Regions from separate parts of the Mus musculus genome. Here region 1 is linked to region 2. A link is a loop called in an ENCODE intact Hi-C map of the cell type or tissue named here. Cell type or tissue: left cerebral cortex. All regions are shown on one strand.

Region 1 (8,000 bases), 1.1 Mb before region 2:
GCTCATACATTTAGAATCTGAAGCCTGTTGTAACTTATCCCTATTGTGAGGTAACACTACTGTCCTTGTTTGTCTTTATCCAGATAGAGTGCCATGTATTCAAACACAATTTATTCATAAGGCTATCTTTTACTCATCAAATTGGTTTTGCACATACTTTTCTTAGAACATTTTTATATGTGGGGACCAGTGTTTTTATTCTGTTTGTTCCACTAAATTATAACTAGTCATAGGATAGGTAATTTTAACTATTTGATTATTTTATTGGTAGGATTTTCTTGAATTCAGGACATATGAGTCTTCCAATTTTCTTTTCATGTTTTATAGTTAGGAGTTTGGGATTTATCAAAAATTAAAATAAAGTTGTCAAATTATGAAATCAATTGATTGAGATGGCATTAAATATACAGACCAGTTTAGTCTTCTAATCAATAAAATAATGTCTGTATCCTTATGCTGTATATAGCTTTGGCGAGGATGTGGAGAAAGAGGAACACTCCTCCACTGCTGGTGGGATTGCAAGCTGGTACAACCACTCTGGAAATCAGTCTGTCATTTCCTCAGAAAACTGGATGTAGTACTACCGGAAGATCCAGCAATACCTCTCCTGGGCATATATCCAGAAGATGTTCCAACTGGTAATAAGGACACATGCTCCACTATGTTCATAGAAGCCTTATTTTTAATAGCCAGAAGCTGGAAAGAACCCAGATGTATCTCATCAGAGGAATGGATACAGAAAATGTGGTACATTTACACAATGGAGTACTACTCAGCTATTAAAATCAATGAACTTTTGAAATCCTTGGGCAAATGGATGGATCTGGAGGATATCATCCTGAGTGAGGTAACCCAATCGCAAAAGAAGTCACTTGATATGCACTCACGGATAAGTGGGTATTATCCCAGAAACCTAGAATACCCAAGATACAACTTCCAAAACACAAGAAAATCAAGAAGGAAGACCAATATTTTGATTTTACTTAATGTTTCCTGAGTTTCTGAGTGCTAATCATACATATGGGTTAAGTTCATTCCTACGACCCCTTCTTCAATATCAGAACTAGTGTCTCACATATTATAAGCAAGGAATTTCCCTCTGAGTTCTATTCCCAGTTTATGCACTTCATTTGTTTTGAAATAATTATAAACTATATATATATATATATATATATGCATATATATATATATAATTTCAATATCTAATTGCTTATTTTTACTGTATAGTCAGTTAAGGCTTGAATATATTATGTCCCCATGGATATTTCATTGCAAATCTACTCTGCAATTGGAAGAACTATTTTTGAGAAGTGGTAGGTGTTTTAGGAGACAGGGCATGGTTGGAGGAAGGCAGTCATTATCTTATGAAGTTATTCTTGCTCACTCTCTATTCTGGGCCCACTATGATGTGCACAGCCTACTCATTCATAGAGTCCTCCTCCCACGGTTCTGTCTCACCATAGGCTCAAAAACTATGTCACCAAGTAACCATGTAGTCCAGCAAGTTCTTAAACCATTGGCAAGATTTTTCAAATATGCTCCTTTCTGACAGGTATTTTCTATTCCCCTACACAAAAGTGGCTACTGCAGATATACAATTGGTTTGCATGCATGGCCTTTGAATTCTGAAACCTATTTGATTGTCATTAAAAAGCATTTTCCAATTTTAGTTAACTAGCATGGCTGAAAATGTACAAACTAACTAGCCCATCTGGAGCTTTGCTTGATTAAAGTCTGTATCTTGATTCACCTTCCTCTTCTCATACTTAACTCTAAACCACAGAAGAGCTGCACCTGTGAGACTCTGGCATCGCACGCTTGCAAGCAGATCACAGAATCATTCAGTCCCATACTCTATCTCCCACAATTGCCATAAACAACTTTGATAAACTTTCTGCTTCTGCAAGTTAAGACTTCTTTCGCTATTAAGGGCTAATAAGACTTATATTTTGCTTACCTCCAAGTCTACATCAGTAACATCATCAAAGTCCAAATTCTATGGTGAATTTTGTATGTTTTACTTCTCATGAGAGGATGCCTTATACTTTGCTGAGTTTTCTACTAAGTCATTCAGAACTTTCAGAACTTAAAACTGTCAATGATGCTGGTCTTACAGTCAACAAATTAGCTTGTTGACCCCAAACTTGCAACTCTAAGAAAGCAATCATGAACTCTTCTCATATTTTCTATGAGTCAGATATTCAGATAGAACTTAATTACCTTCACCTTGAGATCTGCAATAAAACTACACTATTGCAGTGTCTATGAAGTCTTCACTGGACATAAAAATATCAAACAAATTATGTATTTCTAAAAAGCACAGATGTTATAGCCTCAGAATATTTGTTATTATCCCCAGACAAGATAGAGAAAAGAAGAAAAGGATGACAGTTCTTGAGCATGTTCAGAGCATAAGACAAACATTGTACCTTAAAATTGGAAAAGTTTTTTTCATATCTTCCTGTCCTACCTTCCAGATAGAATAAGGCAGGGATGGGATACTGAGGGATCACAGTTGGCTCTGTCACTCGTATGTCATGGGAGCACTCTTCTCCCACATCTCAGTATATATCTTCAGATGTCTCTCCTTTCCTCTGGGCCTCACCCTAGTGTAGGATCTGGACAGTAGTCTCACTATCTTTGGCCTTACTCTCATATGGGTTCTCTCTTATAACATTGTTTTTATAAAAACCTTCTATCTAAGACAGGAAGCTCACTGGAGCATCCTTAGCACCCTGTATGGAGAAATTCAAACCCCTGAACATTTTGGATTTTGTATACCATGGAGACAGGATTGCAGAGAAGTTGCTATAGCTTACCACTTGAGCCTACCAGGACCTGATGGAGTTGAGCCACCACTGTATTGATCAAGGAGTGTCTACCATGATGTAGAGAGGCAGACATGAGGCTGCTTCAGGCAGAAAACATTAGGGTCCTATAAATATCTGAGTCACTTCTTTTGAGATAGTTTTATATGCTAGTCACCAGACTTCTTCAGTTTGAAATGATAGATTATCAAAATTCTGCCTATCTAAATCAAAGGATAAGTGAGCTGTATCTTTGTTCTTTTCTGAGTTATGTGTTTTCCCCATGAAGAACATAAGCAGGAAAGGAGATTTCTGAATCTTCAAGTCATGCTTCTTATTTATTAAAAACCCAATCTTCAATTTATTTCTATATGGTTAATTACCATAAGGCAGTCAAGAGAAACCATGCCACAGCTTCTATATTTTGTTTATAGATTGATTCTGAGTGCCCTGCATGAGATTCCTACTTCATTTTTTCTAAGCTCCCCCTTTTATGGACAAGTAGCACATGAACACATTTCAGCCACGTTCTCTGCCATTTTATAACAAGGATGACCTTTCTTCAAGTTTCTAATAACACATTTCCTATACCAAAAGGGACGTAGTTTTAACAAGGTGACATTTGAACAGAATTTGAAGGTAGTTATAGGCAACCATGTGGACACCTGTGGGAACAGTTGTCCCTACAGAGGATGGGCCTGGAGCCTGCCTCTGCCTTGAGAAAAATACCAAGAATTCTTTGTAATCACAATAGAGCGAGAGCAGGAAGAATAGTGGAAGACAAAAAGAAGGCAATGAAAGCCAGACCTTGGGTTAGTGTTATGACATCACCTTTCATCTAAATGACACAGAGGCCACTCAAAAGACTTAAACCAAGAAATCACCATGAAGCAACTCACATTTAAATGTCAAACTGCTTCTGTCATGTTGACAGAATTCAGTTTATGGAAATTATTTTCCATCACAGTGCTAGGTGAATTCTGTTAAAAATATAAATTAGATAGGAAAGCAAAAAAAAGATATCTTGGAGTTGGCCGGCTTAGAAATCTTTACCAAGGAGCAGTCCACATCTAAATTATAGAAAGGGATTTCAGAGGAATAAAAAAAAATGATGGTAGGGTAAACTGAGCAGACTCAAAGAGAATTAGAAAATAATCAACTCTTTAATGTTTAGGAAGTTACCGGAGTGTCTGTGTTTCTCTCCCTCTCCCTCTGTCTCTCTCTGTCTCTGTCTCTCTCTTTGTCTCTTTCTGTCTCTCTGTCTCTCCATGCCTCTATCTCTGTCTTTCTCTGGGATTCTCCCTGTTTCTCTCTCCCTCTCTCTCCCTCTGTCTCTCTTCTGTGTCTCTGTTTCCCTCTCTGTCTGTTTCTCTTTCTCTCTCATGGTGTGTGTGTATGTGTGTGTGTGTGTGTGTGTGTGTGTGATTCAGCTGATTAGATTGTAATCAACATCATATGGAAATCTACACTATCATAGTCAATTAAGGAGGAAAGAGAAGACAACAGAGACAAAGGCACTGAGGAGTCCTTGGACGTGTTTCCTGTGGAGAAAGGTAAGAAAAAAAGAGAATGAAATGAGACAGAGGGTACTGTAGAGAGTCTTTGGGAAGGTGACATAAAAAGACTTTAAAGTAAGAAGTGGAAAGCAGAGCTTTCAATTCCAGCAGAAATGTTCTCTCACTCTAGCAGAAGGGACAACAAGTGTGTGGGCAGGTGGCACTTACGCTATGGCACTTGCGGGTATTTTTAGATGTCAGCTCTCATCTGCTGATTCTGTTTGCTAGAAGAAATTTGCCGAGAAGTCATTAGCTGAGGAGGAAGGAAAATGAGCTAGAAGTATGAGAGAGGCATGCTGGAGCCAATATGTGAACCTACTAGCCAGAAGTACTGCACAGTGCAGTGTCCAAACTGATGCCAGTGTTCAAAATTTGACTGATTTAGTTTTCTATTCTGAAGTGAATCTACATATGATCGTGTATTTTTCTTGCAAACTTTTTCTTATGCACCCATAAAGAAAAATGAGTAATTTGTTTCCATATGGAAGAAGATTTTGTCAGGAACTGAGATGGGTGTTATATAAATGTGTAAAATATTATTGAAGGTATATTCTAATTATACTAAAATGATCATCCACTTCATAAAAGGACCCACAAAAGAACAGTGTATTTTAGAATATTTGTTCTTGATTAAGTTGGAGGACCCCTGAAGGAACGGGGTTATTATCAGTGAATTAAATAAAGGGAACTTGGAATTTCGGGCTAGGTTATTTGAATTAATTGGCTACCTGAGTTGGGAATAGATTTTAATTTTTTATTATTTTCTTTATTAACATTTCAAATGCTATCCCGAAAGTTCCCTATACCCTCCCTCCACCCTTCTCCCCTACCCACCCACTCCTACTTCTTGGCCCTGGCCCCTGTACTGGGGCATATAAAGTTTGCAAGACCAAGGGGCCTCTCTTCCTAATGATGGCTGACTAGCCCATCTTCTGCTACATATGCAGCTAGAGACATGAGCTCCGGGGGTACTGGTTAGTTCATGTTGTTGTTCCACCTATAAGGTTGCAGACCCCTTCAGCTCCTTGGGTACTTTCTCTAACTCCTCCATTGGGGACCCTGTGTTCCATCCAATAGTGACTGTGAGCATCCACTTCTTTGTTTGCCAGGCACTGGCATAGCCTCACTCAAGACCTGAGGAGAAGCATGTCATAACCAGGTCATGGAGCCAGCTGGTCACATTGCAGCCATTCTCAGGAGGAAGAGGCAGATACAAATTGACTACTGGTACCCACCCAGCTCAACTTCTTCTTATGCAATCTCAGGGTGAAACATGTGGAATGATGAGCTGATATCTAGCAACTATAAGCAGCAGTAGTATTGGAAGAGATGATATGCTCAGGTAATGGAGAAATGTTATCAGAAGAATGACAGGTACCAAGATAACCAGGAAAGAAAGCTAGATCATGACAGCTTAGAAGTCAAGGCAACAGAGAATTTTAAATAATGAGAAGGTGGTTTTTATTCTCTTCTGGAAAATGAAGAGGAAACAGTTTTCACAAAAGACTTGGCCCATGAGTCATAGGTGAAGACACATAGGGAATCAGCTAGGTTACAACACAAGTTCGATAGATCTTAGCAGGGAACAGAGGTCAAAGGCACTGATAGGTGAAAAGAAACAAGACATTGGAGGAAGATACACTAAAGGAAGAGCAACTGTAATATGTAGATAAAACAGAGAGTATAAGCAGTACTAAGATTCAGATATGAAAATGATTTGTAAGCCAGGAGTGGTGGTGCATGCCTTTAAGCCCAGCACTCAGGAGGCAGAGGCAGACGGATTTTTGAGTTCAAGGCCAGCCTGATCTACAAAGTGAGTTCCAAGACAGTCAGGGCTATACAGAGAAACCCTGTCTTGAAAAACCAAAAAAAAAAAAAAAAAAAAAATGATTTGTAGATGTAGATGGAGAAATGAAGCTAGAAGAAGACTTAAGCAGAATAAGGGCACATGAAAAAGCTCTCAGCAAACCATGACATTTAAACCCAATTAAAAGCCACAACCAGAATGTCAGAACACAAATGACTTGAAATAACTAGGCATTCACTTTGGGCTGAAAGTTTAAGTTAGAATGGGGTAGGGTAGGGAGGTAAGGTATATGGGGGAGGCCAGCATAGAGGATAGGTAAACTCAAGTCACAAATGCATGAGGAAGCCAACTACAAAACATCTAATTTGTAAACTAATTAAAAATATAATGTATAGAAAATGAAGACTTTGAACAGAAGTACCTTGCATGGGTAAACAATGCTCCTTCCCAAAGACAAGCAGGAGCATGTGGCAGCTGCTCATTTTGCATCCCAAATCAGACACCAGAGAGGAGGGGAAAGGGAGGGAAAGAGTAGATAGAGGGAGGTGGGGAATATGACAAGAGGTAAAGAAGAGAGGGAGAGAGAAAGAGAAAAAAAGAAGGATTACTAGCTAACATTTTTTATGCATTTGAAATTCTAGTACATGAAATGGTACCATACACATATTAATATCTAGGGTGGGTCACACCCTCATGACAAAATCAGCTGTTTTTATCTTCACTGATTCTCAGACCTATCACGTTTACAATTACTGTTAGACACCACACCATCTCAAAGAAGCAACAAAAAGGACAAAAGACAAAGTTCAAAGCCTCTTCTGAGATTCAAAGGCAAACTTTTACTGTGAGAGCTTACAAAAACAAACAAAAAAAGTAGCAATCTCTCAAGTCAGCATAAATATTGTTATTGCAAAATATGAATGGAGGCAAAGATGGTAGAAATGAAGCCAAAACAATAGTAAAAATCTAAGAAAACACACATTATTCGTAAAGAGCCACAAAGGCATATGATACTGTGATTTGAACTTCCAAAGTCTTGGGATGGAGAACTTATGCCAGTACATACACACATAATTATAGATACAAATTTATTTGATTGTTATTCTCTTACTGCTCACTCTACATTAGTTTGGCATCCTCTCAAACAAGCAAACCCAACAATAAGTTAGTGATATGTTACATATTAATTTTTCTTTTCTTTTCTTTTCTTTTCTTTTCTTTTCTTTTCTTTTCTTTTCTTTTCTTTTCTTTTCTTTTCTTTCTTTCTTTCTTTCTTTCTTTCTTTCTTTCTTTTTTTAATTAGATATTTATTTATTTACATTTCAAATGTTATCTCCTTTCCTGGTTTCCCCTCCAAAAACTCCCTCTCCCCTCCCCCACTCCCCTGCTTCTATGAGGGTTTCCCCCTACCTACTCACCCACTCCTGCTTCCCTGTCCTGGTATTCCCCTACACTGGGGTATCCAGCCTTCACAGAACCAAGGGCTTCTCCTCCCATTGTTGTTCAGCATGCGTGCTTCGGTCCTTCTAGAAGGGGGAACAAAATACCCATGGGAGGATATACAGAGACAAAGTGTGGATCAGGGACTGAAGGAATGACCATCCAGAGACTTCCCCACCTAGGGATCCATACCATATACAGTGACCAAACCCAGACACTATTGTGGATGCCAAGAAGTGCTTGCTGACAGGAACCTGATATAGCCTGATATAGCTGTCTCCTGAGAGGCTGTGCCAGAGCCTAAAAATTACAGAGGTAGATGCTCACACCCAACCATTTGACTGAGCACAGGGTCCCCAATGGAGGAGTTAGAGAAAGGACTGAAGGAGC
Region 2 (8,000 bases):
AAGGCTGAAGTTTTAGTCCCAAGCCTGAAACGCAAAGCAATTGCATAATTATTTTGAACATGAATGTCCTCCGTAAATCAATGGTCCTGAAACTAAACCATGGTGACTTGAAAATGAGCTTTGACTTGGGAATGATTTGCTAGTGATAAATTGAGGAGCCAACACCACTGCCACTCTTGAGGCCAGTGGCACATATTTTCCCAGATTACAGATATCCACTATGGCCATGAGACAGCATTAAATGAGTTCAAATCAAGGAAGCTGGTTCTTTGTAACATTCTAACTGACTGGGGTTTTCTGAGATAAATTATGTGGCGTTGGACCTTAAAGCTCTTTGGAATTGCTAGAGTAAAAATATGAATACTGAAATAATAATTTACTATGTATAGTTATGGTGGGCCAACCATGATATTGCAATTTGCCTCTGTGTGTATGTATTCATTGTACAACATGATTGTACATTGTAAACAGAGTGATTGATTACTCATTTTTCACTCTCTCATATTTCCCCCTACTACTCCCATTAAAAAATTCTTACAGGGACCAGGGAATTCTGACTCCTCATTTATCTAAAAGAGCTTTATGTAGGTATGGTATGATTGGAAGATGGCAAATTAGGAATTGGGGTATAACTATAAAAAAATAAATTGTGTAACCTACAGTAAGATGCAGCTTACATTTTCCTGAAGTTTCTTATACCATGTCTATTTTAATCCAAAGAAAGCAGGAAAGAAAATCAAAGAGAGATCTTGTTTTAAATATGACTATGGTATATATAACATTCTCTCCATAAATATCCAAGAGCTATTTAATGCTAGAATCTGATACTTGACCAAAAGCAATTCTATTTCCTTATTCAGTTTATAACCTTGGTAATCTCCCTAAATTCTGAAATACTCGGTGAAGACGCCACATCAACTTACACCACAGGCATGAGTAATGGAGGGGCTTCTTGGGGTGCCCCTTTGTGTATGTTTGTTCATGTGTTTCATTTTTCACTGTTACATTTTATTTATGTAAAGAGAATGTTTTAAAAAATAGGGACTGACAGCAAAATGAGCTCCCTGACAGCCTAACAAAATGCCTGCCATAGAAATTGTGGCTTCCATTTGTAACTTGCAGGCTCTCACTGCAAGTATTGAAATTACAGGTTCATTCCCTGCCAGAGCTCAAAGTCACATATGTGTAGGGTTCCATTCTGAAAAGCAGCAGGTGTTTCTCTTTCATCTTGACTTTCTCCACACATTAAATATCAAAGAAAACCACTGGATTGAAAACTTCTCTGCCTCTGTCTCTGTCTGTCTCTCTGTCTCTATTCTTCTGTCTCTCTGTGTCTCTGTTTTTCTGTCTTTTTCTGTCACTCTGTCTCTGTCTTTCTCTTCCCCCACCGTGTGTGTGTGTGTGTGTGTGTGTGTGTGTGTGTGTGTGTGTGTGTGTGTGTGTGTGAACAAGCTCACTATGTCATTATGTAAGTTTTCTTCCTCACACACAAGACCTGGAAGAAAAAGGCTACTGAAGCCGAAATACTTCAAAACTCCTGACAGAATAATTTACAGTTAGACTGGGGGGGAGTTCCTCAAAATAACTAAGAGTGAGACCATCAAGGAGAAAGACAAGAGAAGATCCCGGCTCTTTAGTACCAACAACAGAAGTTGTAAATAGAAAGTGAGTGGTGCCAAGGCCTTGCTGTAGCATTCATTTTATCCAGGAATGGCATGGGAGACATTTTGAAGATTTTCCAGTCTAAGATGGCTCCTTGATTTAGATAAGAGAAGAATTTTTGCTCACCAGATGTGTGTAGCTTAAGACAGTCAGATTGATACTGACCTAGGGATACAACATCTTTCATGGTTAGTGACTGTCTGTTGCTCTAGGCAAGAATAACATCCTGGAATTAGTACATCCCAAAGGATTTTAATTAGCACCAAAGACAAAATTAGATACTCTGGGAGTCTCTGTTGTTTCACCTTGGGGCTTCAGGAGTTGGATGGAGCTGGGAGGCAGACTGCTTTATCATCTTTAATGAGGTTTAAGGAAATATTTAAAACTCTATCTTGTATGAATGGGAGGCAAGGGAGAACTATCTGAATGAAATCACAGAAATGTAACTCAGTGTTACAAATAGCTCCCTACTTACATTCAATAATCAATCAATAATCAATGAATTTCCAGCTCTCCTAGTCTCTCCTCAACTTAATGAGTACTTCTTGGGTAAGCCCATCTAGCTTCACACTAGGACTAAGTAAATGGTGTGACTATTTTTAAAAGATTATTCTCTCTCTCTCTCTCTCTCTCTCTCTCTCTCTCTCTCTCTGTGTGTGTGTGTGTGTGTGTGTGTGTGTGTGTGTGTGTGTGTGTGTGTGTATGTGTGTGTGTGATATCTGTATGGAGACCATGTCTTCTGAAACTGGAGTTACAAGAGATTGTGAGTTGCCCAGCAGGGACAATGGGACTAGAACTCTGGTCCTTTGGAAGAACAGAAAGTTCTCTTAACCACTGAGCCATCTCTATAGCCCCAGGGTAAGATTTAAGGAAAGTCCCAGAGCTTCTACCTTGTCACAGGTCTCCCTCGCTTGTCCCTAATTCCTTGAAAAAAGAGCAAAGAGTCTTAACAAGAACAAAATCTAACTAGAAAAACCTATCATTAAAATCCCTTGAGATTTTTTTGGAAAATATAGCAGAGGTAGCCAAGTGACCCCTTAAATCAACACACTTAATGTTCTAAATGTTAACTCATCTGGAAATGAGGATTGCATGAAATGTGACCTATGACGACAGGGGTACTGGTCTAAACCAGCCAGGATGCACAGCATTCTTCTTACAGATGTACTCTCTGTAAGGGACTGAGTTCTTCCCTTCTGGTTGATAAACCATTCTTGTAGCATTCCTCTGCCATCTTCCTGTCAGGGCAGCCTCACTAATCTACTATAGGTACTTACTTTTCAGGTCACAGAGCTAAGTCCAGAGAAGAAAATTACAATCTAAATATCACATAGACTCTGTTAGTCACAATCAAATCTAGAACCCGGTAATTTTCTTTACAATTCAGTGAATACTGTGCTTTGCTGACATCTGCTCTGTCCTTTTCAATTTGTGCCTTGAGTGTCAAACCAGGATGCTATAAAATAGCATCTATCACCAAAATAGGGTAGAAGGCTAGAATGAAAAAAGGATTGATGCAGAGTACCCATTTCCATACCCACGGAAAACAGCTAAGGACTGTTTCCTTCATCAAGAATAAAGATCCCATCCAGGTGTGGTGGCGCAAGCCTTTAATCCCAGCACTCAGGAGGCAGAGGCAGGTGGATTTCTGAGTTCGAGGCCAGCCTGGTCTACAAAGTGAATTCCAGGACAGCCAGGGCTATACAGAGAAACCCTGTCTCTAAAAAAAACCAAAAAACAAACAAACAAAAAAAAGAATAAAGATGCCGTGTATCATTGTCCACACACTCCCCTTTCCAGATATGGTATGAACTAGAAGTGTGGGGCTGAGATAGACAAGGCAAACTTTTCTGGGACCAGCTTGAACCATTTTAATGGAATAAATAGATGTGTCTTGCAGAGTAGCAGAAAACTGGCTTTCAGTCTCTTGTAAGGAACAGATGGGAGGTAGGAGTTGAGAACACTATTCTGAGACTGTAGCCATCATATCTGATTCTTTGGTTTTAGCCAAATCACCCAACTGGCTTGTGACTCAGTTGTTCCCATCTGTCAGTGTGTGAAAATAATGGCTTCACCATCTTCTGCACCTCCTAGACTCAAAGGTGGGCTTTGAGAAGCAATAAATGAATCCCTTAAGATATTCTGTATTGATTCAAAACCACTCAGGATACCAAAGATGCATTAATCACTATGGTTAAAGGAAAATTAGCTTTAACCTTTGGGATCAGTGAGTATCCAGGGCCCCTTCTAAATGTAAATATTATTTTCAAAAGGACAATTGATCTGGAACCCATTCCTATGGATCAATGTATTTTGCTGTGCATTGTATCAATTAAGATAACTAGTTCAGCCTGAACCACCCTTTGACAATTTGATCAAAACTACAAAAGGAAATAACACAATGAGCCTTGTTATTCTCCAGTTAGTTAAACAAGAGCTATCAATACAAATATGCTACTAGCTTGATAGAGTGTGTACAATGTGCAGCATCTCTCGTTAGACCTGTATCTATAAGCATCCCTCATTAGTCCTGAATCTATAAGCTGTGTGTGCTTTCAAAGCTGAAAATGTTCTTCCTACAGAAGCACAGATCTTCACGTCCTCTACTCCTTAACATTTCTTTAAAATAATGCCAACTTCCCTCCTCCTCAAGTTTTCATTCTAAAATGTAAAATACATGTGAACATCACTTCATTCTGTGAGTGGCTTTGGAAAGTTTATATAAATTACAATTTGACGGTGGTATTCTGTTTTAGAAGTCACACTTTTTGATGGTTCATTTAAAATGATAATGCCTTCAAGTTGTTTTTGCTAATGCAAAAGAACTTTTGTTTAAAAAAATCTTAAATTTATCTTTAGACAGGCTTCTTGTTGGAAATTTGAAGAAAGTCATTTTTGTTTGATGCAATTCTACTTAATTTACAGAAAACTATTCTTTCATGCTAATGAAAGCTCTTTCTGTAGGATGTGAAAGATCCAATAATAGATTCTTAAAGGTCATTAAAAATAGTCACACTTGTAATATGGAAGGCATAAAGTAAACGTGTTAGTGGCTCTGCCTCAGACCATGTTTTGTGGTTAAGAGGGCAGTTGAGAAACGAGAGTTGGGTAGTGATGACTGAGTCTGAAATAGACATTTTCACAAATCAGCGTTCTACGATGTCTGGAAGTCAGATGACCAAAAGGGACCTTAAGACATAATTGCTTTTCCTTTCCTTTCTAGCCAAGTAGAGACAGAGCAGTCAGGTTGGAATAGGGTCTTCAGACATGCTTCCATGATCTAGCTATGGTGTGAGTTGAAAAGAGGAAAGTTGGAGACATCACCTCTAGTGGGCCAGCTCAGGTTTGTTACTTATTCTTTTTGTTCTCTGAGATCCTCTAGAAATGAGAGGCTAACTGTGATGGCATGCAGAGACATTGCCAGACTCATAAAAGCAACCACAACTCTGCATCTCATTTTGACACAACAACACTGATTAGAGCATCCGTCAGCAGATGTCTAGCAGAACTGACCTCAAGTTGCACATATCAAGAGAACACACCCAAACCAGCGTTTCCTACCCTTACTTCCTCCACTAAAGTTACTTCGAGGAGACTGCATACCGCTGCCTCATCCCATTCAGGTTCCTCACTTATAAGTTATGAGATGGCATCTCAGATTAATTTATCTCGACATTAAGCTACAGAAGTGGCACCATGTTGCTTCAGTGATGTCTTTCTGACCCCAAAGTCACACGAAAGTACAGTTGTAATACGCCCTAACAAAACATAACTAAGACCATTTTGATTTACCACTAGCATTCCTAAAACTCCAGCTTGATTGAAAAGCTCATTCCCTGCAAGTCAATGTCATCTCTGCCCTTGTCTAACTCGATTTCTTGGTTTAGTTATAGATTAATAAGTGAGTCCAAAGACACATGAGACCTGCTAATTATATCTACACACTCAGTCTCTTTCTCTCTCTCTCCCTCTCTCTCTCTCTCTCATACACACACACACACCACTAGATGGATAGATAGATAGATAGATAGATAGATAGATAGATAGATAGATAGATAGATAGATAGATAGATAAATAGATAGATAGAGATAGAGATATATATGATATAGATATATGAAATATGTTTTTCACCTTTCTGTTGTATAATTAACTTAGGAAATCTGTTTGTCGATGGCAAACTGGACAATCCATCATGAGTAGGGAGAGAGGGGGCATGGGATTCTTTATTCAATTTGACATTAGTAAAATTACACATGACTCCAAGAACATCTAGTCTCTTGATCTAATATGTAGTCAATATTATGGGAAAGAAGACAGGACAAGTGAACCCAAAGGTAAAGACACATGCTACCATGCTGCCAAGTGTCTTCGTGACTTAATTCAGTCCTTGGACTCACATGACAGGAAGACAGAAATGATGCTTGCAAATTGATCTTTTACTCTTATACATGAGCTGAAACACATGCCTTTATGCACGTGTGCATGTGTGTGTATGTGCCTTTGTGCATGTGTGCATGTGTGTATATGTGCATGTGTGCACATGTGCATGTGTGTGTGTGTGCATGTGCCTTTGTGCACATGTGCATGTGTGTACATGTGCATGTGCACATACACAAATAACTGTAAGAGAAAAACTTTTGAAAGAAGAATGAGAATCACTCTGTCTGTTTGCTATGGTGTTGTGTAACAGAAATAATCAGTTGGCAAGATAAACAATGTCCCTTCAGATCATTTTATTATCATAGTATTAGAATTATCAGATTGATTGGATTTCCAGGTATATTACCCATAGAAAAGCAACAATGGCTTTTATCAGAAGAGTAGCTAATGATGTTCCCATTTAAAATGATTATACAAAACCTCCACTTACAAGAAAAAATACCCAATATATATTCCATTGCAAAGGGGCAGAGGTTCTTAACATAGAATACTAAAAGGCAGTTTAATCCATTAGTGCATCTAGATCTCTATCTGTCCTAACACATGTAAAGAAGCAGGTTGGGTCAGGTGCTTTTCTTTCAACAGACGCCTGTGTTACTTGGGTTATTGTTCTTCAGAAATATATGCACCAATTTCCTGCTGTGAGAGCCTATTTCTTGCAGCAGGTCCTTATTGGGTTAATCTTGATGAAAAGACGAGTTTTCTGCAAGTACAGTAAAGGCCTTGTGGGTAGCTGCAATGCAAGGACACAATCATAGAAGGCGATTTTAACCCAGAGCCAGATGAGTTCAGCTGTTTTAATTATTCAATTAGTGCCAAGTGATAAAATTGGCAGAAAATAAAACTGACTTCAGTAGAAATAAAAGAGTGAAGGGGAGGGGGCTGTGATGAGTCCCCGTTCAGGATGACAGCCTGGGAAATCAAATTTTCTTAGCTGAGAAGCTCCTGGCTCTGTAACTTTGAAAAAAATTAGTATTTTACTTTCCATAGATCATGAAACAAATGTCAAGTGGAATTATAAAGGGTGTTCTTCCTCTTGGTGCTAGAAGTGAGGGTGGGCCGTACAGGGAATAGGAATATTACTGTTGGCTTGACAACATTATGCTCAGAAAATATCAAAAAGCAAAGAGAGTTTAAAATGGGTATTTACATATAATATCCATGCATATTTACATTTAATATCATATTGGATTTAATTTTATTACTTTCCGGAAGGCAATTGGGAGAAAAATAAACACAGTGGAATGTTATCTCATTGGCATGCAGAATCAATATGGTAATCACATGGCTGATATAAACTCATAAGAAAATGCTTCTGACATTTCATCGGCGCTTCTTAATTTAGTATTTACAATGTCTGTGTGAAATGATATAGTAGTTTTATTGTTTAATTATGGAAATGGCAGCATGTAGCAGATTCTTGACTCTTCCCCTTTAATTGCTCTCAAATTATTGAGTGCAAAAGTATAAAGTTGGGTATCCTTGGTAGGCTGGCTATTGTATATATTTAGAGTAGTTTCTAATCCTGTTCAAAATGTATTGGAAAAATAGGTGTTTTCTTTCATGACGTGGACTTTTCTAAAGAATAATAATGTAGCACAACGGTGTAATCACAATAAAAAAGAAAAATGATGGTTTTGAGTCAGGTAATATCCAGAAAATTTTTATTCATGTTGTCAATGTCACCTAGATTTATAACTTGATATTTCTATAAGGTGATGGACACTTTCAAAACCAAAAGCTAATCTTCTGTTATTGCACTATATTATCGATGTCTATGAATTTTAAATGGTGATATTTAGACTAGGGACTCTATTGTAGAGGGCCAGTTACAGTGAGAGGCAACCAGTGCCTTGGTCCTTTCTCAGCTCATGCAGAGTCAGACAGTGGGCTCTGA

The links. Peaks named below come from ENCODE experiments on the same cell type or tissue, not always from the same donor. Only the 100,000 strongest peaks of a DNase experiment are listed, where the experiment ranks them.
Region 1: it touches region 2 in a loop (4-fold over the local background); 2 of 42 quality-filtered maps call a loop at or near these places.

Annotation. Positions count from the first base shown.
Region 1 is chr2:8,341,497-8,349,496 of GRCm38, reverse strand. It overlaps Gm30904 (a long non-coding RNA gene), which reads left to right and starts at 4,169. Exons shown (of 3, transcript XR_373985.2): 1 at 4,169-4,360. In left cerebral cortex, no CTCF peak of the experiment used is centred here; DNase peaks (open chromatin) are centred at 1,424 and 4,545; H3K27ac peaks cover 6,575 bases.
Region 2 is chr2:7,251,840-7,259,839 of GRCm38, reverse strand. It overlaps a transcript of Celf2 not described here. Among named protein-coding and RNA genes, the nearest start is that of 5031426D15Rik, 330 kb to the right of the region's middle. In left cerebral cortex, no CTCF peak of the experiment used is centred here; DNase peaks (open chromatin) are centred at 3,626 and 4,229; H3K27ac peaks cover 7,050 bases.